3 separate regions of the Mus musculus genome follow, and all the other regions are linked to region 2. A link is a loop called in an ENCODE intact Hi-C map of the cell type or tissue named here. Cell type or tissue: heart. All regions are shown on one strand.

The links. A loop is a pair of places that touch in the nucleus more often than their neighbours do. Peaks named below come from ENCODE experiments on the same cell type or tissue, not always from the same donor. Only the 100,000 strongest peaks of a DNase experiment are listed, where the experiment ranks them.
Region 1: it touches region 2 in a loop (8-fold over the local background); 11 of 42 quality-filtered maps call a loop at or near these places.
Region 3: a loop joins it to region 2, with 2.6 times the contacts of the local background. A loop is called at or near these places in 9 of 42 quality-filtered maps.

What each region holds. Positions count from the first base shown.
Region 1 is chr12:69,959,269-69,967,268 of GRCm38, reverse strand. Atl1 (atlastin GTPase 1) reads right to left here. Exons shown (of 15, transcript NM_178628.5): 13 at 7,797-8,000; 14 at 6,707-6,721; 15 at 3,184-4,041. The coding sequence ends at 3,931. Sav1 (salvador family WW domain containing 1) reads left to right here. Exons shown (of 5, transcript NM_022028.2): 5 at 922-2,257. The coding sequence ends at 1,129. It also overlaps the pseudogene Gm3086. Among named protein-coding and RNA genes, the nearest start is that of Gm52003, 9.4 kb to the left of the region's middle. In heart, no CTCF peak of the experiment used is centred here; a DNase peak (open chromatin) is centred at 4,598.
Region 2 is chr12:70,141,405-70,149,404 of GRCm38, reverse strand. No RefSeq gene overlaps it. Among named protein-coding and RNA genes, the nearest start is that of Abhd12b, 8.7 kb to the left of the region's middle. In heart, a CTCF peak has its summit at 4,174; DNase peaks (open chromatin) are centred at 1,234, 4,564 and 5,024; H3K4me3 peaks cover 1,165 bases; H3K27ac peaks cover 2,170 bases.
Region 3 is chr12:69,982,375-69,990,374 of GRCm38, reverse strand. Sav1 (salvador family WW domain containing 1) reads left to right here and starts at 3,373. Exons shown (of 5, transcript NM_022028.2): 1 at 3,373-3,701; 2 at 5,723-6,166. The coding sequence starts at 3,608. It also overlaps the pseudogene Gm19221. In heart, CTCF peaks have their summits at 3,088, 3,322 and 7,312 (motif pointing left); a DNase peak (open chromatin) is centred at 3,224; H3K4me3 peaks cover 2,671 bases; H3K27ac peaks cover 2,034 bases.

The DNA.
Region 1 (8,000 bases), 180 kb after region 2:
TGACCACTTGTGAGCACGGCATGCTCTCGAGGATTCTAAGTTCTCAACATTAACTTTGTATGAACTTTAAGGAGCATAGGATGCGCTTTTTGGAAATTACAGAACCACTATAGTCTGAAAGCAGTATTAACGGTATTACTCAAGACTAATATTACATTTGATTTTTAAAATAAGCCCGAAGTAATATTTAACAGTTTTTTCCCTTCCTTAACAAGCAGCACATTTGTGGCTAGAGAGATGGCTCAGTTGTAGAGAGCAAGTTCAGTTCCCAGAGTCTTTATGGCCACTCATCACTGTCTGAGATTCCAGTTTTAAGGGATCCAGTACCCTCTTCTGTCTTTGCATGTGGTACACAGACATATAATGTGGGCAAAACACCCAATATACATAAAAGTTAATCTAAAAAAAAATCCCCCAATTAAAAAATAAATAGGGCTGGAGAGAGTGCTGCTGCTCTTGCAGGGGGCCCTGGTTCAGATCCTAGGAGCCATAGAGTGTCTTAAAACTGTAACTCCAGTTCCAGGGTATCTGATGTCTTCTCTGGCGTTCTCAGGCACCAGGCGTGTACACAGTGCACTGGCATGCATGCAGGTCAAGCATTCATACACATAAAAAATGGAAATGAATTTTAGAGAGAGGGAAGGGGGGAGATAGTGTATTCAGAGCTATGTGTGTTCGCATGCGCCTGTATTCGTAGCCACTGAGAAGTGTGAGGCAGGAGGACATCCTGCACACAGAAGTTCAAGGTCAGCTTAGGGCCCCAGCTCAAGAAAAATATATCTAAGTAGCAAGTTTTACTAACGCAAATACTTTAACATGAAGCTGAGTTTTATGTATAATAAAAATATCTATAAAAAATAGACCAGTTTATTGTTGTAAATGCACATTTCTGTCTTATCTTATTAACATGTTTTCCTACAGATATGACCACATTCTGAAGTGGGAGCTCTTCCAGCTGGCTGACCTGGACACGTACCAGGGAATGCTGAAGTTGCTCTTCATGAAGGAACTGGAGCAGATTGTGAAGTTGTACGAGGCCTACAGACAGGCTCTTCTCACTGAGTTGGAAAACCGCAAGCAGAGGCAGCAGTGGTATGCCCAGCAGCATGGCAAGACGTTCTTAAGTTAACTTATCACAAGCCAAGTTTATAAGAGCTTTAAAATATTTTCAGATAAATGACTGCAAACAAGTTCTTTGGTTAATAAAGGTAACTTACTATTTGGAAGTATAAAATTCTAGTTTTACATATATTTTGTTATCAATTTTTTTTCTTTTATTGAACCAAGAAAGTTTTATCATTTAAAAAGCCAATATGGCATATGCTACCAAATGCTGTATTAGGAAACTGCTGGAGACTCTGGACAAAAAGTAGTACAGGAAGAGATTATCAGCATAAACAGGCATTAAATAGGAAACCGTCACTCTCTGACTTTTTATGGACACACCCTTCTTGTTTAGGAAACAGAAGAGGATGAGAGTACATCTGTGATCAGTTGCTACGTGTGGTGTCAAGTGTTTTCTGGAATGAGATGGTTTGACTATTACCATAGGTATAGTTCAAAATACAAAACAGGACTTGGAACCTTTATTGTAACAAGCTTGTACGTGTGTGGTCATCTCCCCCCCGCCCCCTCAGTCCCCCGACCCCCAATGTAAGGAACACCTTTGAAGGAGAAAGATGAAGTCTTTGAGGAATACATTCAGAAATACAGGACTATAATAAATACATGCCTCTTAGTGCGCAACTGTTGCTAATACGGCTTCCTTCCTTTGAGGCAGAGCACATAAGTACAGTTAGCATGGCTCTGAGACACAGCACAGGCTTCCTGACCACATAGAATACTGCCTTCCATCAGGGTGGGCTAAGTTGCCAAAAACGACAATCAGGGATCCAATAAGCAATCTTGGTCACTTAAGTAAATTTTATATTGCCTTTTTTATCTTTGAGAAGTATTTGTCATAAAGGTGTAGAAACAGGCTGTCATTCCTTCCTATTTTTCTTGCTTTGGGTTTAATAGTTGTTCATAATTAGTGCTGAACACTTGATTACAGATAAACTTATGGAACTTCCAGCTGTAAATCTAGAATTCTTGAGCTTCATAGCTCTTCAGTTGTGCTTACAAATGTTGTGAATATGTATATATATTAGTTCTTTTCCTAAGTATAAGCACTCCATGTTAGAAGTGACTTTGAATTATTGATAAAATTTCGCATTTGATTTTATATAACAAGTTATTAAATATATTTTTGTGGAAACTGTCTGGTCCTTGAATGCATGTTTTGGTATATTTAGTCTAATGTTTGATGCTTTATACTTGTTATGCTTTATCATTCTGTTCAGAAGGCCCACAAGCCTATAATGAAAAGAGAAGCTGAAGCTAAAATATGGCTACTGGGACATTATCAGGGGAAGAGAATTAGTGCGCATACGGCCAGCTGTCTGTAAAGAAGTGTAAACTTCTGTTCAGCTTGTAAGCTTACACACATTCTTCTGTCTCTCTTACTTTCTGTTCACCATTTCTGAGACAGTTAAAAATGTCTGCTTGGGCTCCCGGGTAGATGAGGCATTACCATTCTTCCATTACTAGTCTCTCCTCTGATTTATTTTCCTCTAAAGGGTTTAGTTTCGTTAACAAAATTCCACTAAAGATTTCAGTTATTAGAAATATATTATAGCCAGGTGGTGGTGGTAGTACATACCTTTAATCCCAGCACTTGGGAGGCAGAGGCAGGTGGATTTCTGTGAGTTCGAGGCCAGCCTGGTTTACAGAGCAAGTTCCAGGACAACCAGGGCTACACGGAGAAACCCTGTCTTGAACCACCACCGCCCCCACTGCACACACCCCCCTCCCCAACACACAAAAAGAAATATAGACTCCCTGGTTTACATGAACTGGAAGGATGCTACAGGTAGCAACATGTTTCTAATTTGGGAGGTGGGCAGGGCCATCACAAGTTGAAAGACAGCTTGAGCTGCATAGTAAAATCTTGTCTAAGGAGTAAATAAACTTTTTTTAAAATCAAAGAACTGGAAAGTACCTAATACAATTAGCTTGTATTTAAGATGTATATTTAAGTTTGAAGTGGGATCAGAAATAGTGTATGCTCACACCACCTTGAGCACCCAGTCTTGTCTTGAAATGGTATCAGAAAGAAAATGCACCTTGAACTGAGGCAGAATAGACCTTTCATGCCACACCAGACCTCCCAAGTAGTTCTAGAGCCAGTGAGCATTTGGTTTAATGTTAGGAAACAGTAAAGTTTAATAGTTCACATATTAAAAGAATAAACCTATGAAGAATACATTTGTGGTGTACCAAATGAAAAAATATACAGTGCAGTGAAACTCAAACACATGTACAAAACAATTTTTGTGCATTTTTGATCAAGAGATTTACATTCTATATTCATAAAGATATAAAAGAAACAATGTATAGTTTTTGGTAAAGCAACTTTTAAGCTCTCAAATATGTTTCAAGGTAAGAGCCTGTGGTATGTATAATATTATATAGATTAAAATCAAGCCTGCCAAGTTATACTGTGCTTTAACAAATAGCTATGTAAAATAACTTAAATTTTCTATAGAAATCAAATGAGCATATCCAAACCCAGAGTAATACTACACAATATTTAATTATAACCCAGTAGTAGAACTTAGAAAAGTCAAGCAGAACAAATCTATCCTCAAATTTACAAATACCTGAAATGATAATAGCATATTTAAAGACAGAAATGAGGAAACTGCACATTGACAAATAACCATGCATACATACATCTGCTCATTAAACACTGGAGTAAAGAAGTAAACTGTCCGAGTCCTCGGTCGGGTGTTTGGGTTTCACTCTAAAGGAAGCACTTTGCATGTTTGCATGGAAACAAAAGCTTTGATAGTTAGCTGACAAACGGTCATGCACCTGCATGTTTTTAGATTAAATTTTCTTCTTTTCCGGTTGTTGAGTAGGCTCTGACTTGGGTGCAGGGAAAGCTTGGTGACACAGGTGTCTGTGGGTTGCTGCTGCACTGTAAAGCTTGTATAACGCCTAGAATATAAGAACCAGGGTTAGAAGACACACAGGTCTCATTTCCTTTTTAGCTTATAGTACTATATAAAATTCAGCATGCTGAAGTCATACTTTTCAAATACATTTTTGTATACGGTGTGCATGCATGTGTTTGTGTGTGTGGGTGTATGTGGAGGCCAGAGGTTGTTGGGCATCTTCCTTTAATGCTCTCCACATTATATATGAGGCAGAGTCTCTCACCAGTTTGGCTAGTCTAGCCACCAAGCTTGCCCCAAGAATCGCATGTCTTCTAAGCAGAGGGATTATGGATGGGCCACCACATCCACCTGGCATTTGAGTAGATCTGAACTCAGGTCCTCAGCCTTGGGTGGCAAGTGATTTACCCACTGAGCCCTCTTCTCAGTCCCAAATTGATACATCTTTATATCATCACTCTCTCAAACACTGACTGGTGGGGGCTGAAGAGATGGCCTAGCTGGTTTGAGCACTGGCTGCTCTTCAGAGGAGTTGGATTCAATTCCTAACACCCACGTGATGGTTCCTAACTGTAACCAGTAATCCCAACCCCAAGGGATCTGATGCCCTCTTCTGGCCTCCACTGGGTCTGCATGTACATGGTACACAGACTTGACGTGCAGCTGAATACTCACACACATGTAAAACAAACAGCAGTTCCTACTATCTTAAAATGTAGAACAGTTTCAGGCCCACGGCCTGTGCTGGTGGTTAAGCTTATCAAGGTTTTACTCTCTGACCGAACCTCCTTTATCTTAAACATCTCCTAGAATATAGCCCAGCCCAGCAGCTTTCCATGTCCCAGACGGATATGTGGGCATCTCACCGTGAAGTACTGCCAGTTTTAGACAGCATAGATCTGTAACCTCCTGCTGTAATGTATCTTCCAGAACTGGCTACTTTTCTATGTTACGGGTGTGCTAGGTCAGCTAAAGGCTCCCTCTCCGTGCCCAGCTGGGCTCTCTTATTTCGTGTGCTCCCCGGCAGTGTCTCCACTACTCGGTTCTGACTGCGCAGACTCATTCAGAGCCACCACCTCAAAAAGCCTTTCACCACTGACGTGACCTCCTGATTATCCCTCGTATTACTTTAAAGGTGTTTGAATCCAAAGAATTTTAGGGCCTTTCTTACAAGTTTCACTGTGTGATCCAGGTTAGCTTCAAATTTATGATCCTGCTTCCTCCACCTCCTGAGTACTGGGATTACAGACACGTGCCACTACAGCATGCATTCACATATTTACATATTTCACATTTTTGGGTACTCCTAAGTATCTTTGTTTCTCCCCTCAGCTAGTGTAGAAGAGTTATCCCTCTGTCACATACTGAACACCCAATTCCGACTCATGTATTCTGGAGTGTGTAGTTTTGAATATTTTGAAGAACTGGGTAAAAGCTTATTATCTACTTAGCTATTCTCAAAAACCTTCTGTGATTCTGCATAGGTGTTTCCCTAAAGAGGATTTATTCATTCGTGTACTTCATATATGGATGCTTTGTCTGCATGTATGCCTGCACAGCAGAAGGCGGCATTGAATCCCACAGGACTACAGTTACAGACAGTTGTGAGCTGCCATGTGGGTGCTGGGAATTGAACTCAGGACCTCTGGAAGATGAGCCAATGCTGTTACCCACTGTGTCATCTCTCCAGCCCCTATAGCTGTTTTCCTAACACTAAATATGGTTAGTGCCATGTTCAGATATGTAAACGTGGTCAGTACAGCACGGTGTCACCCTAGTTCTGGCATGCTGCTGCTCCTAGTGTACAGAGCTTAATTCCAGTTCTCTTCAGGTATTAAGTTCCCCTGCCCAAGGTTTATGTACAAGCTGAAGTTTGATTTGTTCTTCTAGTGAAGTTAGTTTACTAAATCACGTCTTTGATGGAATCTACTCAGATTGTACTCCTGCTTGGTTTCACTGCAGAACTGCAGGGGATACCTGTGACGGTCGGTCTTCACCGTCAGCCTTACGGGATTTAGAGTCACTATGGAAGCACCTCTAGGTATGATTATACAGATGTTTCCAGAAAGATCAACTAGGTCAAGAACATCCACCCCGAGTGTGGGGAAGACTACTTATCCCATGGGCTGTGGCCTCAGACTGAATAAAAGGAGCAAACGTGCTGAGCGCAAGCATCCATCTTTCCCTGCTCCCTGCCGGCCGCTGCCACGGTCTCTTCTCATACTAAGCCAACCAAACCTTTGCTCCTGTGTTTCTGCTTGTCCACTATTTGACCAATATGGGGAAACTAAATACTACAACATTGAGCTGAAAACATGAACCTTGTCTACACAGAACTAAAATCAAACACCCTTTAATGACACTTTTGTTCAAATTAAGTCCTACATAATATTTGGAATATGTTAAAAGTTCATACAAATTTACATTTTATTTTTATTTTTTTATTTTTCGAGACAGGGTTTCTCTGTATAGCCCTGGCTGTCCTGGAACTCACTTTGTAGACCAGGCTGGCCTCGAACTCAGAAATCCGCCTGCCTCCCAAGTGCTGGGATCAAAGGCGTGCGCCACCACCGCCCGGCCAAATTTACATTTTAGAGAATATTTTCTAAGATTATGCTCTAAAATATCCTTTAATACCTAGTCAGTTATAAAATAGGAATATCATATTTACAAATAATATATCTGTTAATTAAAAAATGTTAGCTTACCTCATTTGTGCTTCCCTGTAGCAAAGGGAATTTTAAAAGGAAAATGTTATATCTTGCTTAATTCATAATTTTCAACTTCATTTGCAATATCAATTATAAGCATTAAGAAAAAATACTCCTGAAGATTTTTAAGTTTAGATTCCGTATTTTATCAGAATATTTTAAAGAACCCAATTCTGCATTTCAGATAAGTTTTAGCAGTGTGTTCTAGGAAGGTGTTGAGGTTTACACAGGTAACCCATCTTTAGCCTTGTGTGCATGAGCGCTGACAAGAGAGTGAGTAGTTTGGGAGGCAGTGTTATTTCAGCTTGAGTCCTCAAAGCACACAACTCATTAGTTACCCTTCTATTACAGAGTACAGACAGGTGTGCTCCTCACACTGCATACTGTCAGCTACCTCTAGATCACAATGGTCAAAAGCTTAAAACATAAAGTTGTATGGGCTCCTTTAATTTCCCTAACTTCTCACTAAGTAACTGAAGAGACTCTGGGACAGTAGTAAGTTACTGTCTTTCTTTCTTATATATTCCCACTGTCTTTCCTGTCCTTAGTTATTTGACCACCATGCCATGGTGGTCCTGACTCCCTCAGCTGAAGCTAACTAGACCAGCAGAGCCAGCAGCTGGCCCACAGGCAGCTACGTCAGAGGCTGACCACTGGCTCATGCTGCAGCTTAGTGCAGAAGTATAGGTCAATTACAGTCTGAAGTAATCTGATACTTAAAGGGAATGACATATAACCAAATGATTGTGGTTCACATATGCCCCTCACCAAGCCAGTGCTAGTCAAGGGCTAAGTTAAGTTTAACTCAAGGTCACGACAGCTAAATGACTGTCAGACACTACTAACACTATTAACTTCTCACACGGTAATATTTTAGAATCAGAGAGTAAAAATGCTGTTAATGTATGTATGTTTTAAATACTAAAATGTTAACTAGAAAGCAGTTGTGTAGGACTTAGTTAGTTGCTCAAATCTTGGTATACTGTAAAGTTTTAAAGAATGGGCCCAAGTCATGTTCACCTGTATATTTCTAATAGTGAATGCAACACTAATTACACAGCATGTGCAAACCTGAAGGTACTCTCACCTGGTCCCACAAAGCTGCAGCTACCTGGTCGATTACAGCACCCAGCTCTCGATATTCGCCAGAGTAGCGGATATATGCCCAGGTGCAGAGGGTGATAAGCGTCAGTCCCATGATCATGTTGCACAGGCTAGCTATGATGTCCAAACCAATGAATCCAGTCACACCAGCAATCACGTATGTGATAAAGATGACAACGAACAGTGT
Region 2 (8,000 bases):
TAGTCAACATCTTCATAGGCAGAAAAGGTCAGGGGAAGATTAAAGGAAGGTACCACTCCGTTGCCTAGAAACAGCCTCAGAAATGGAAGATAACTGAAAAGGTCTTTCCAAAGAATCCCATAGAATGCTAACGCTGAGAGATCTGCATAAACAACCATTTAATTTACTCTAGTTTTACACAGAGCAAACTGCAAGCCAAGCAAGACCAAATGAGAGTTGGGTTGCGTTCACTCAGCTTTTCCAGAGCAGCCACTGCATACAAGACATAGCAAAGGCTATACCGAGTCAACACAGCAGGGAAGGCGGGGCTCCTCCTCAGAGGTCCTCAGAACCTGGCAGGAAAGGAGCCTGCATCGAAGCCACTGGGCGGGGCTATGGTGGAAAGGTTGTGGGAAGGTTGTGCTGGTTGTAAGCCTGACAGAGCCTCCTCTACTTGTTCTTGAGAAGAGCATAATTCAGTCGTTTCTTGTGAGGTAGACACTCCTCATTTCTGCATAAGTAATCAGGGTGGAAGAGCTTACACTTCCTTGTCCAACCACCTCCCATCTGCACGCACAGAGGCCGGGACAAAAGATGCTCCAGGGGAAGGCAGTGTACACCTGGATTCGTGGGAGGGGAAAACCCTATCGTTGGTTTTAGGCCTTGACAGGGAAGCAGGAAGTCACCCACGGAGAGGATTTTTTTTTTTCTTAACTCCTACTTTATTTTGTTTGTTTTAGGTTTTGTTTGGGTTTGTTTTATTCACTTAATTAAAAAAAAATCTAATAAATCCAGAGCTGATTACCCCGGAGGCAGTTTAGCTGGAAAGGTAAAGAATTAGATAAGACTCTGAGGGTCGGAGAGATCTATTCCTGAAAATGAAACCATACTCAGGAAACCATGGAGGAGACAAGAAAATAGAGAAAACAAGCACAATCGGTCACACAGCGTCACACACAGAAACGCATCGGGTTCCCAGCCTTCTAGATACCTGGCACTGGTGCAGAGGGCAGAATGAATCTATTCCCCTTTCTTTAAATCATCACCAAAGACAGCTCCGAAAGAAAGGTAGCTGTACTCCCCTCCCCTCCCCCCACGCCCATCCCCCCCACCACATACACACACAGCTGGAGTAAGTGAGCCCCGGCACAGCTGGAAATTAGAGCAGTCTCTCATCTTTGCCTTTAGTTTTTAAACAAGCAGGAAGAGAGCCCAGGGAACGCCCTCCCCACCCCCCACCCCCGGAGAACTACTTGGATCCTGATGTCAGTCAGCCTGGGGCTGTGTTCCTTGTCTTCCCTCCAGATGCTCCGTTGGAGCATCCTGCCCCTAGAGAGGAGTTTTAAAATAATAATAATATGTAGTGTGAAGTGAGATCATAGATATGAAAGCTCTCCTCTGAAGTGTTGTTTCCAGCCTACCCGGTACAGCACTGATATTATTTATTAATGACTGGATTTGATCTCTCTCTCTCTCTCTCTCTCTCTCTCTCTCTCTCTCTCTCTCTCTCTCTCTCTCTCCCTCTCCCTCTCTCTCTCTCTCTCTGGCTCCTGGGAAAATCCTCCTTCATTTAAAGCATGATAGTTTACAGACTAACATGGAAGATTAATCACTAGTAAATACGAATACCAAAATGGACAAGAGGTCTAGCCATGGCCTCTTCTGGCTCATCACCAGCCAAACGGGAACTAGAAACTGATAACTAGCAAGCCCACCCTCTTCAGACAAAAGAATGTGGGAGTAGGGATTAGAGGGGTGTTTCCACTCTCCTGTTGCTAAGGGTCAAAAAGAAGGGGTCAATGCTCTCTCCAAGAGTCTGAGTCCCAGGACCCAAAATTACTTAGCAGACATCAGCTCATTGCCCAGAGGTGAGTGTTGACTATCATTGTGAGGTGATTAATAAAGCAAGTTTTGTTAACCCTTGGTTATATGTTTGTGGGAGTGGAGCATTCGTGTATGCATGGGCTGGGGGTAGGGAGTTCATGTATGCATGGTGTTATGTGTGTATGTGTTGTGCATGTTCATGTGAAAGACTAAAGTCAACTTCAGGTGTTTTTCTCAAGAATTGGCCAGTTTTCTTCCTCCTCCTCCTCCTCCTCCTCCTCCTCTTCCTCCTCTTCTTCTCCCTCCTCCTCTTCTTCTTCTTTCTCTCTACTTATAGCCAAACTTACTCCCAACTAATCCACCTTATACCATCATTGCTTGCTTTTCTAGAACTATGTCCCAACTTTGAATAAGGTCGACCCTCTAAGAAGTTAAACAATATTTATCCTGTAGACCCAAATGTCCCTCACAGAACTCTGGCCCACCTCCATTCCTCTACAGAGCCATCCAACAGTGTAAGCTGTCTGGTGTTAATGCAGAGGTGAGAAGGTTAGACCCAGCAAAGAGGACAGTGACAAAGGCAGAGATGCAAGCAAGGTTAGCAAGAATTCATTTCAGGACCTTCTGCTCAGAGCATGTAGAGAAATGGACACTCTGGGCAAATACAGAAAAGTATGAACTTGCTTAGAATCTACAGGCCCAGGCTTTCGTGGAGACAATTCCATCTTGATTATGTATATACTTCCTACCAGTTTGCTGTACGTAGAAGAAGCCTATGATTATAAACACGGAAGGCCTGAACAATGGACTTGTCTTCAATGACACTGCCAATAGGAAACTCTGTGACTGGCATCAGCAAGTTACTGATAAAAGCAAGACATTTTCACCAGCCTTGATATCCAACCAGACAGTTAGCCCAAATCTCCTCCTGTGGGGAGACTCTAGCACAGCCTCTGCCCTGTGTGGAATGCCTGCATCTGTGCAAAACCTGAAGTATAACTACACATAAAGGAAGAGTTCGGTCTGAGAGGTTTAAATAGCCTGCAAATTATGACCTGGGCCTTGATATGGTCTGTAACCCCTACCTGACCTGCCAGAGAGCCTACAATGGCCTTGGTCCAGTACACAGAGACCCTATTTGGCCCTGCCTTTAAGCAGAATCGATTGACTGCTTTGGTAAGAGAAAAGGGCTGAGTTTCCACCCTAGAGCTATCTGTGGTAACATGAGTTACCAGCAATTAGAAAGGATCAGTCAGGCTGTGACTGTGGGTAGTGTCACTGCAATGTGGGAGGGTTTGGGGAGGACACTGGGAGTGGGCATCTCTTTTCTCCATATCCGTGATACTGAGGAGGAGGCTTGGGCGTCCTTTCTGCCTAGGAAAACATGCCACTTTATCAGTCAGGATAGAGCACAGTTTCCAGGTTCCACTTAGGGCAACAGGACATTTTGTAAGACCTCCGTTTCTATGAAGCAAGAAGCAAGGCATGTAAAGTATGTAGATGAGCAAGAAATTGAAACAATTGGTGCTTGCCAGAAACTTTCAAGACTCCTGGCTTCTACCAAGGCAAAGGTATTTAGGTATTCTAGCCAACACCAGGTAGTTGTGCTTTCAGAATTTGTTTTGAGCCGATCTCACCATGCATCCTTGGTTGATTTCGAACTTACTATGTAGACTTGATTATCCTCAAACTCACAGACATCCACCTGCCTCTGCCTCCTGAGTTCTAGGATTAAAGAAAGGCATGTGCCACCATGCCCAGGTGATGGGGTCTCACGGTCTGTTCTTATTTCTGTGTATGTGTGTAGGTCGCTGAGTGTATATGCTGTAAGAGTGCAGGAGCCTGCAGAGGCTCAGATCTTCTGGAGCTGGGATTACAGGTAGTTCGTGGGTGCTGGGAGCTTAACTTCAGGTCCCTGGAAAAGTATTCTAAACTGCTGAGCCATCTCTCCAGCTCCTAATAGATATTCTAAAATCGATGTGTGAGTTATTGTCTTGTTCTGTAAACTGTGCAGAATTCAGTCTTCCTCACTACAGGGTTTGTACAGAATGGTAACATTGAATGTGCATCAGTGTGTTTGCCCCGCGGTCTCGCAGGAAAGCTATCATTAGTAGAACTGACTGTGCTCATCCCCAATAGGATTAAATGATTCCTTCAGCAAAGGTACGGTGACTTGGGAAGGAACAATATAACGAAGCCATCTGAAATGTAAGATGTTCAAAATTCACCTAGAGCATGCAACTCCTACCTACAAGCTAGGGCCTCGCTTTATTTCTCTCCCTCCATTGTCCCAGAGGCTAACAGACTGCAGGCAGCCTATAGCATTTAATTGACCAAGTATAAAAATAGACACGCTGTTGTAATTCTTATATCTAACACGTGGAGGCAGCAGTGAGCCGGCGAGAAAAGAAAACAAAGGTGACATCTTCGAACCAGAAAGTTTGAATGGGGGTGAGGTTGGGGGAAGAGATACCACCAGCTGGCATGGTTAAAAATCATTTTGTGTCTTTCTTAGTCGTCTAAAACCTATTATTAAAAGAGCAAACTCTTCTAGCATATGTCCTCTGGAGTGGTTCATTTCCCTACTCTCTCTCTCTCTCTCTCTCTGCATGTGCGTCTTAATAGAAAGCCTTCTTTTCTATTCTGTTACAGAGATGGTTATTTTGAAGATTGCAAACTTCCTCCTGCCCAGTCCAAGTTGAAGTTCCGGGGGGAGGAAAAACGTTCCAGGCCGGCAGCTGTGCGCTGTACTGGACAACAAGCACCGCCTTTGTGGAGAGCCTCGTGGGATGATACCCAGGCAGAAGGTTAGAGAAATGGGTCTCCAGCGGTTCCCTTTACTGGGAGGAAAGAGATGGGGCCACACCTTCTTCGAAGAAGGCTTCGTTTCATTCCCGCAGATATGAAAAACTATGCTCATGGTCCCCTCAACTTTTTGAAGAACAAGATGGGCCCACAGCCAATCCCCTAAACCCTCAAGTGAGCAGACATCAAGTAGGGAAGACAGATGGAAGACAGGCAGACTGTAGCAAGCTGCTCCTCCTGAAAATTGACACCCTAGAGGGACATTGGGGATCACTCTCCACATGGCCCCAGAATGCAGCATCTAGAAGGGCAGGAGAGCCCCTCCCCACAAGAGGCCTTTTGTGTGCCTGTCAGGCTGGGTTGTATTTTTAGACTTAGCTAGGCCTGCTCTGGATTTCCCCTCACACAGCTGCTGCCGCTGCTTTCCAAAGCCCAGCCTAGGAAGCCGGGCTTCCCTAAGCCTTTGTTTGCCTGAAGAACGGAAGATAATGTTTGACAGGGGAGGGAGAGTTATGGGAGCCTGCAGAATTCTTTCCTCAACTCCCAGACAAGAGGGTAAGTCTTGTCACCCTATCCAGCAGCATCTTGTCACATACACACACACACACACACACACACACACCACCAGTCCAGCCTAGGACCTCCAGCCCATATTTGATCAGGACCAGCTGCCTCATGGCATGGATTGAGCCCAGTACATCTTTCGGAGTGAGAGAAAATTTTACTCCATGAGAAGGAAGCTCAGACCCAAGAACCATATTCAAAGCCACCTCTCTCAGCCACTCTGGTAAACAGGCTCTTCCTGCGTATTCTGTTTTAAAGCATTTAATTATTCCTCCATCTATAAATAAATAAATACTCGCTTGCTGTAGCATTTTCTTTCAATTTGCTACTGTAGACAAATCAAGACATGATTTATTCTTCTGATGTTGGCAGTCTTAAACCTCCCTCATTTGTTTTTTTAATATATATTTTTTTATTTTATGTGAGTACACTTTTATACTGTTACTGTCTTCAGAAACACCAGAAGAGGGCACCAGATCATATTACAGATGGTTTTGAGCCATTATGTGGTTGCTGGGAATTGAACTCAGGACCTCTGGAAGAGCAGTCAGTGCTCTTAACTGCTGAGCCATCTCTCCAGCCATCACCACCCTCCCATTTGCATTTTAAAACCTTCCCAACACCAGAAGTTACCTGTAGGGACTAAGGGGTGAACATGTTTTTTTGTTTTTGTTTTACTTTCTACTTTTTTTTCCCTACTGTTTTATCTTTATTCAAACAATGAGCTGTTACTGTTTGGCAATGGGAGTATTTTTAAGGTACAGTGCAGACAGCCAGTGGGTGGGAAACGAGGCATTTCTTGGTGTTGGGATTTTTAGATCCTGGCTTTGATAGGATGGTGGGCCTGACTAGTATAGCAGTGAGATGTTGTAAGAGAGGTGGGAAAGATGGATGGAGAGGGAGAGAAATGCTGTTGGTTCAAGGCAGGACCTGTGGTTAGGAAAACCTAGCCCTGCAGTACCAGAATGTATGCCAAAGACAATGGGATCCATGAGATTGAAGGACATGCTACACAAAGCACAGTCTACTGGATCTTATGGGCAGAAGCATGTCCTAGACAGAAGCAACATATCAAGATCCCTGCACTGCAGAGCAAGAGAAAGCATTCCTATCTAAACCTATGGTCATTGGAGTGTTAGCCAGGCTTCCTCAAAAGCTGCAAGCATGCCCAAATTCGGTATAAGAGCAGTCCGGCCAGCCATGCAAGCTCAAATGACTGTCTTATCATATGATAAGATGTATATGATATCTTAGTGATACCATATACAATTTGGGATGGGGTGCCAAGTCATTTGTTGGGCAAAATGACACTGAGGACCAAGATGGCTGTCATTATGTCAAATGGGATCCCTATAGCAATGAGACCTGATATAGCTTAAGTCTCTGGATGGAGGGGAATCTTCAGGATATACTGAGAACAATGGAGGAAGAGCAGGCAAGGGAGGACTCAGGTGCCGGTGGGACTCCATGTGAGGCAGGGAGTGAGGCCAGTGGCTGAAGGTGTGGAAGAAGGAGTTGTGTGACCAGTTAAAGCAGGCATTCTTCATCTGGCTAGAACTCAGGGGTCTGTGAACTTGAGTGGGAGAAACATCCTATTTTTATTTCTACATTCCCCCACTACAGCCTATTAGATACTTCCATGATTAATGTCAGAAAATTCATATAGGATAGTAATATCAATATTTATGACCTCAGCATTCATAACAATCACAGATTTTTGTATCCTATTTTCATATCACATGTCAGTTGTGGCAAATGTCTCTAAGTATCATTTCTGTTCATCATTAATTTAAAATGCTCGTAATTGGACCTGATAATGGATCGTGTTTTGTACAACATGGGTATATTTGCATGCATTAGCATATCAAAATGACTATAATTTTGAAAGCCGTATGTCCATTAAATAGTAATTTTGCAATCCTTTATTTATTATTATATATGTTAAGAAGTATTCTGAGAGGCAAGTCAAAACATTAGAAAGGGGACTGGAGGTATGGCTCAGGGATTAAGAGCACTGACTGCAAATACAGCTAGTGTTGTTGTTGTTGTTGTTGTTTGTTTTTGTTTTTTAATATATTGTAACCCCAGCACTCAGAAGGCTGAGGCAGGAGATGAGTTCAAGATTAGCCTGGGCTATCTCAAAACAATAAAAGAAGAAAGAAGAGGAAGAAGGAGGAGGAGGAGGAGGACGGCGACGACTATGATGATGATGATGAGAAGCAGCAGCTAGGTGTGATGGTACACACCTTTAATCCCAGCCTAGGGTGGCCGGCAGATCATTGTAAATTCAAGGCCAGCATGGTCTGAACAGGCCTTGCCCCATTTCTGGTCAGTCTGGGCATTCAGGCCTGTGAGGCCACCACGCAGTCACAGAGGAAGACCTGTTGAAGCAGAGAATACAGAGCTGAACAAACGGAAGCCAAGGTCAAAGCAAATGTTTACTTAAAATGAGGAAGGATATCATCACAGATTATAGATGTTTAAGAAGATAAATTCCACAGACCTTATGAAGACCACAACATAAGATTTACTTAATGGACACATTTCTGTAGCCCCTTCCTTTCCCTCCATTCTTGGCTGTGTATTTTGATCCTTTCGAAATGTCAATTTTTTTAAAAAATTCCTAACGTAACGACCAGATGGATAAGACAATATTTCTTCTAATCCGGCTGACTGGCATTTCTTGTGTTGGTGGTTGGGCTGTGGTGAATGCGCATGCAACTTCGCATGCAAACTTTTCTGTTTTTTTTTTTAGACAAAGCTGAACAGTGGCTTGTATATTGAAGTGTCAGTTTTATATTTGTTGTTAATTTTCTAGTCATATCTTT
Region 3 (8,000 bases), 160 kb after region 2:
GCAGGCTGACCTGGATGGATGCTCAACGGAGGCTGACTTTGAAATCTTGTTCCTCCTGCCTCACCCTCAAGCACTGAGACATCTTACAGGCTTGCTCACTGTACCTAGCTCTGCTCTTCATCTCCAGCTGGTGGGTGGTACAGGATATCTGATCACACTGTGAGCCCCAAGATCATGTTATCTATTGAAAAAAACTTGTTTCTAGTTGTGGTGTGGCTCAGTCCTTAGCCCACACCTTTCGTCTCTCTGGCTGGAATACAGACATGCCCTCAGCACACACCTTTAATTCTAAACTATGAAGCTAAAGTTAGTTTGTAGAAGGAAGCACCCATATTTGAAAGTGGTGTCTGCAGTGAGAAGGGTCCAGAAGATTAGTATATATTGCTGAAGTTAAGTTTGAGGCCAAGCAGAGCAAAAAGTCAGAAGCCAAGAGAGAAGCCAGATTGAATCAGTCAGCTCGGAGAGGAGTTTGCGACGGAAGAGCTGAGTTGAATCAGCCGGCCAGAGTTCAGTAAGAACAAGAAAGGGTGAGCTTACTCAGTGGCAAGTCTCAGAGGCTGAAAACATTCTAAGCCTAAATTAGACTGAGGCTAGAAGCTTCCAGAACTAGGCTTAGGTTAGCAGACCGAGGCAGTAAGCCTCTGGAGATGACAATTACATGAAGCGAATAAAAGTCACACTAAAGCAATTTTAGATGGGCCTAGAAACCCCGGGGGCGGGGGGCAGATTCTCAGAAGTAACCTGTCCTGTCCACGATGCCTTCCTGGTCCTCTGCTTCCAGTAACTCACGTGATGATGAAGACCCTCCCCGTCTGGCCCAGAAACAGGAAGCCAGGTGACCATGGTCTAAACCTTTAAAACTCGTAACTCTAAACCAGGTTTTCTCCTTTACATCGTTTTGTCAGACGATGGTCACAATCATGAGAAAGGTGACTAGTGTCGTTCTGCCACCAAACAGGAAGGTGATCTAAGACAACATGTAATGTTTTTTTCATGAGTTTAACATAGTTGATTTCAGAACTCCCATCCAGCTACAAAATCCTATGACTTTTCCTCTCATGAATGTGGAAAGCATACTTCACTCCATTCTCTGGAAAGCCCAGGTCTAAGGAACTATCTTAACAAGATCCCAGCAACCTCACTTCCTGTCCTCTGAGGTCAGCCTTGGGAATTTTAGGGCAACTTCTTTCTCCTTTACCTCCCTTCCTCAAATTCTTCACGGAAAACCCCATTGTCTTTTCTCTTTCACCCTTGCGTGTTCTCTATCTGCACTACCGACTCTTTAGAGCTAGCATTTGTATCTGAACCACAGCAATACTTGAGTGCGCTTCCTCTCCTCAGACAACGTGCTCTATGAACTGCGTTTGGGTAATGAAGGTTTACACAAGGAGCAACCCTTTGTTCTCTTTTTCTTTTTATTAGATATTTACATTTCAAATGTTATCCCCTTTCCCGGTTTGCCTTCCAAAAACTCCCTCTCCCCTCCTCTCTCCCCCTGCTCACCAACCCACCCACACCCGCTTCCTGGTCCTGGCATTCCCCTACACTGGGGCATAGAAACTTCACAGGACCAAGGGCCTCTCCTCCCATTGATGACCGACTAGGCCATCCTCTGCTACATATGCAGCTGGAGCTATGAGTCCCACCATGAGTAATCTTTGGTTGGTGATTTAGTCCCTGGGAGCTCTGAGAGTACTGGTTAGTTCATATTGTTGCTATGGGCTGCAAACCCCTTCAGCTCCTTGGGTCCTTTCTCTAGCTTTTTTTTTTTTTACTCTTATGCCATAATCAATCTGTCAGCAAACCCTGCTGCAACTCTAAAATGCCTACAATCACTTAGCGCTTGTCCTGCTGCCTTTATCCATATGCATGCTAGCAATATTTTTTTATCACCTCCCTTATTTTGAAACCCCACTCCCCCATTCAGTCTACTCTCACACAGCATCCAAAGTGATCGCATTAAATACGTCTCTCCTCTACTCCAAAGGCCTAGGTGGGTGGCCAGTTACCAAGGAACTTCATTTCCCTCTACTCTTCTCTGTTCCAGTTCCAGCTACGTGACCCTCTTCCTATTCCTACAATGAGCCAGAAACACGACCACTTGCAGTGACTTGCATTTGCTCTTCTGAGGCCTCACTCCAGATAGCACCATAGCAAGCTAATTCCAGCATTGCCTTCTCACTGGCTTCATTATCCGACCCCCTTTCCAAGCTGTGGGATCTCTCTTGTTTATGCTTCCTTCAGCGCTCACTCTGTTACATACTATGGCTTACTAGTTTTATTTTTTGTGATCTCTCTTCCCCATAACCGCAGGACCTTTGTTGTTATATCCCAGACACCTAAAACAGCACCTTGGATGCTGGGTGCTCAATAAAATATTTGTTATAGGATTATAGGGACCTTTAACAAGGAAACATTTCATAAAAACACAGGAGACAGACAACTGATTAAATGTCTTTGTGCATGGCTAAAAAAAAGAGCAGTTTGGTGTCTTGTTCTGAGGTTGGTGTTTTGCTTCTGTGTTTTAAGCACATTCTCTTCATTATGAAAGCCTTACTTTGATCAAGAGGAGTGAGTCCCAATCTTATTCTCCAAGTTATTCTGTGTACCTGAGCGAGTTAAAGAGAACAAAGTAGAATCTGATATATTAGATAGAAAACTCCCAGTTCTGAACTCTGGTGCTCAAAGGCTTCAAAATTCTAAGACTTAACTGCAAGAGAAGGCATGTGGTTATTAAGAATACATATTAAAATGATGAAATAAATACACTAACGTCAAATTTATCTTAGGAGCTGTAGAAACTCCATCTTCTTTTTTAATCCGAAAGCGCGGATGGGGATGGGGGGCACAAAAGGGGGTGGGCTACCAAGGGTTGGGGGAGATAATAAGAGGACAGAAGAAACGGAGACTCAGTTTTTACAGTAGTCACGCTGTCACCAGAAGAGTCATCTGTGTTACTAGGTGTAGCCCTCGCGGTCCCAGCACACCCGAGGGCTGCCTTCCCTCAGCAACCAGGACACGCGGCTGCGGTTGCGGGAAGCAGGGCGGTAGGCAAGTCCAAGGCGAGAGCCGCTCGCCGCCCAGCGGGCTCCGGACCGCCCGGACTCCAGCTCCCCAGCGGCGGGAGCCGGCCCGCGCAGCCGCACTGAGGGCCGCGATGGTCGCCACACCCGGCCCGTTAGCCGCCCGCCCGTCGCGAGTCGCCGCACGCAGCCGCGTCCGCGCCCGGCGGGGGAGGGGCGGCCCGTGCGCGTCGGCTTTCCCAGCATTCCCAGCGGCGCGGGGAAAGTTTACCGGACGTAGGCGGTGGCCGCAGCGGTAGCGGCTCCGGGCGGCGGACCATGGCCCTGGTGGGCGGCCGCGGCCCTGTCCCAAGGCGGCCTCGGGCGGCGTCGTTGAGCCGGCTGACTTCCCGGGAGGAGCTGCCCTGCGACTGAGCGGCGGCGGGCGCGCTTAGCGCGGCCAACATGCGGCGGAGCCTGCGGGCGGGCGCGGGCGGCGGAGACCCGAGGCGAAGGCGGCGGCGGCGGCCCGGGAGGCGGCGGCGGGCGGCAGGCTCGCGGCCCTAGCGAGGCTGCTGGGGCGGCGGCGGGAGTCGTCCGCGAGGATGCTGTCCCGCAAGAAAACCAAAAACGAGGTGTCTAAGCCGGCCGAGGTGCAGGGCAAGTACGTGAAGAAGGAGACGTCGCCCCTGCTGCGGAGTGAGTGTCGTGGGCGGTGGCGGGTGGGGACCCGGCGCAGCCTCGGGTGGTGCTGGAAGACCGACTCTGGGAAATGCATGGCTGTCCGTGGTGTTGGGGAAAAAGTGCTTCGACCCGGGCACCTCTCTGCTGGGTACGTCCGGGCCCCGCGTTTGCGACCATCGCAGCGCCACTCGTCGGCTCACGCACTCGCACACGCACACACACACGCGAGAGTGGATTCCTTCCTTAGTCCTGCAGCGGGACACAAACTTGTGAGGCAAAGAACCTGATACTTGATACTTGTAGCCACTACCAGCGTCCTAAGTAACACACACACACACACACACACACACACACACACACACACACACACACGAGAGACTTGATACTTGTAGCCACTACCAGCGCCCTAAGTAACACACACACACACACACACACACACACACACACACACACACACACACACACACACACACACACACACACACGAGAGAGAGACTGGATTCCTTAGTCCTTCAGCGGGACACAGACTTGTGAGGCAAAGAACCTGATACTTGTAGCCACTACCCAGAGTCTTTTCATTTCCCAGAGTAGACAAGCCATTAACGTATTTGGATTAGGCTTTGCTCCTAAAATTAAAAAAAGCAAAGTATTCAGAATAATTTCAGCCATACCAGGCAAGTTCCTAACTTTATTCCTCTTTCCGACATATGTTCCGTCCCCTCCCGTACGTAGCTTTTCTTCTCCGTTTAAAATATTTGAGTTTTTAACTTGAACGCCTTGATTCTCCTTTTTTAAAATTCTTGGGTAGTCAGAGAGCTAATCCTTTGGTTCTCATTCTAGGAGCTGGACCCCTTGTGTAAGTTTCCTTCTTGGAAACTGGAAGTAACCGTGTGACTTAAATTAAGCATTACCTCATATTGTAATTGGGAAAGCTGCTCACAGGGGTTCCTAGTATTTGCCCAAGATCCCGCAGAAAGGGGTGGAGAGCATATTTTTCCATTGTGACCATGTGTCCAGCCTTACAGGTTCTGTTAGTAGTTGGAGTGCTAGACAACACAGTTGGTGGGGTGGATGTGTCAGTAACTGAAACCATTTTTAAGAGCTTGTTTTTCTGTTTTTTTTAGGTGATAGCTTGCTTTTTGCTGCAAATAAAGTTTATTAAGCATCATTTGAAGTCATGCCACTTGTTGAGTCTTTTAGTGAGTGACTCCATACAGAATTTGTGTCATCGACAGTTAATTATTCCAATATTAAGTTACTGTAGTGTTAGCTTCTGACACCCTTAGTGACATTGATTTAATGAATTCAGAAAATGTGTTCTATATCCAGGTTTCATATTTTAAAGGTAGTTGCTTTCTAAGAACATGAAAGCTGTTTGCACATTCAAATCAGCAGCCATGACCTTGGTTTGGGTTATCTGCTTTTAAAGGAGCCATAATTCTTTCCAGGCTTTTTCAGTAGATCCAGGGTTTGTGTGCATCTTTGGAAGTAGATGACTTTATTTTTCAGTTTCCACACTGAAAGGTCTTGCTTTCTAGTTTTGATAATTGTGCTTAGAACCGGGTAATTCCTGATAGAAAGACAAAAAAAAAAAAATTACCAATAAAAAAGTCTTTTACAGGAAATCTGACTTTGCGGTTTTTTCTTTAAATTTTATTTTAATGAGATGTGTTTGTGAAGAAAGATTCTTGGTGATACTTAAATCAAGTGAAAACACCAAACTGTAGTCATACATGATGCTGGTAAAGGAATTGGTTTGTTAGGTTACTTTCAGCTTAGTGACATTGTATCATGTATGGCAATATGCAGCATCCATTCGTTTGTAGCTGAGTTTACACCTGCATATTAATGCAGATTATAAATGTATTTGCTTGGGAAAATAATCTTCATTTAAAGTTCTAGTATTGTCTTAAAATTTAAAATCTGTTTTCTTATGCCCTTTTGTTTGATATTTTGATCTCAGGATAGTAGACATAAATAACTTTAGACGAGTGTACTGACTTAATGCAATGGTGATTATATTTGTTTTATTATAGATCTCATGCCTTCATTCATTCGGCACGGTCCAACAATTCCCAGACGGACTGACCTCTGTCTTCCAGATTCAAGTGCTACTGCTTTCTCAGCTTCTGGAGATGGTGTAGTTTCAAGAAACCAGAGTTTCCTGAGAACTGCAATTCAAAGGACACCTCATGAAGTAATGAGAAGAGAAAGCCACAGACTGTCTGCCCCTTCTTACCTTGTCAGGAGCCTAGCAGATGTCCCTCGAGAGTGTGGCTCATCACAGTCATTTTTGACAGAAGTTAACTTTGCTGTTGAGAATGGAGACTCTGGCTCCCGATACTTCTTCTCAGATAACTTTTTTGATGGACAGAGAAGGCGGCCACTTGGAGATCGTGCACAAGAAGATTACAGATATTATGAATACAACCATGATCTCTTCCAGAGGATGCCACAGAGTCAGGGGAGGCACACTTCAGGTAACTCGATATAATAAACAGCACACTGGCTTATTCATACTGATATTTAAATTAAAAGGTGACCTGAGGATTTTCTTGGAAAGCAAAAAAAGCAAAACAAACCATACTCTTAGAGGGGAAAAAATTTCCATTTTGCCCTTCTTGCTTCCTCCTGCTTGCTGGTAGTTTTTAACTTATAATGAAGGACAGAATTCTTGTGTCTGTCCTCTATGTCATATTTTTGGCTTTTTGTAGGCAATTACTATTCCCCAGGTTGGTTAAAAAGACTGAGCAGATGGCTCACTTTGTGTGAAACATGCCTTTTTTTGTAACAGGCAGGAAACCCTGGCACTTCCTTTTCCCTTGACCTGGAAGGGCTTCTCCGAGGTGGGGATTAAGGAATGTTGCAGCTCCACTTAATTTCTAAAATGGCCATTACTGTAGATAAACTGGTAGAAGCTAAAAAGAGAACTTTCATCCTGTTTAGTAACTGTTAGGCTTTAAATTTGGCAGGGTAAAGATTGTGTGAGGTTGGTTTGCTTTTTAGTGGCCACAGCTTCTAATAAACTGACTTAACAGTTTGGAACATAACTGTATCAGCCATGAAGTTTGCTTTTATTTAATATTAATTATATGTTTAGCATTTTCTTGATCCTCTTGGGATATCTTATTTAGTGAGACAAAACCAGCATACACTTAATAGTCGTGGAACAACGAATGGTTATACTTTGTAGTCCTCACTGTTGAGGGAGCAGAGAAAGACCAGTGTAATTGGACTACTTAAAGGAATGCACACTCCAAGGAGCAGAGAAAGTTTGAAGTAGGCTTTGAGCTTGGACTGGACATTAACAAGGCAGAAGAAAGACATTTTAGGTTGAAAATTGGGAATACCCACTGCAAAATGAAGTGCAGTGGCTTAAATTTAAGAGATTATATTCCTACGTATTTTAAGAAATACGGTAGTAAGGTGAAATGGAGATTCATGGTCCAACAGAAAGTTTAGACTTGAAATCAGCCATTGTATAGCTCAAGATCAATGCCTGGAGAGTTGGCTCTGTGCTTAAGAGCACTGGCTGTTGTTTCAGAGGACTGGGTTCATTTCCTAGCATTTATGTGGAGACTCACAACCTATAACTCCAGTTCAAGGGGATTCGACGCCCTCTTCTGGCTTCTGTAGGCACTAGGCATGCAGTGTGTGTGCACTGTGTTCAAGTACTAAAAGCATCGGATCCTCTGAAGTGGAGTTGTAAGCACTCGTGAGCTGCCATATGGGAACAGAACCCATGTCCTCTGCAAGTCCAGCAAGTGTTCTTTTTTTTTTTTTTTAAGAATGAGCTGTATTTAATTTAAAAAAGAGGGGAGGATTGTACCCCACAAATGATACAGTAATGAGGATACACAAATTCCATAGCATGACTGAAGTGTTCACTGTGTTTGATGTCGTCACAATGGAAGGCATAAAAAGTGGAGTACATTGATGCTGACACAGTCCACTCCAGTCCACCAGGCCAGATGGTGCAAGAAATCATTAAATCAAAAGTGCCCTTCCCTCCCTTCCCTGAATGGCTAGCAGACACGGAAAACAGCCTGGGATGCAGCCACACAGCTTTCTCCATGAGGCTATCAAATGTGTTGTTGAATGGCACACTGTCAAACACTGGAAAGGGGCGCCACAATGGACCACTCTTTTATAGGTATGAATGCTAGATTCAACTATCTCCCTAAGCAGGAAATGGCTCCACTGCAGAGAATGCCAGCCTAATTCACTTTGTCTTGAAATATATACAGATTGTTTGTAGTCACTACAGCAATGACGTTTTCCTTGGGATGCCAGGCTGTATGAAGGATTTTCTTG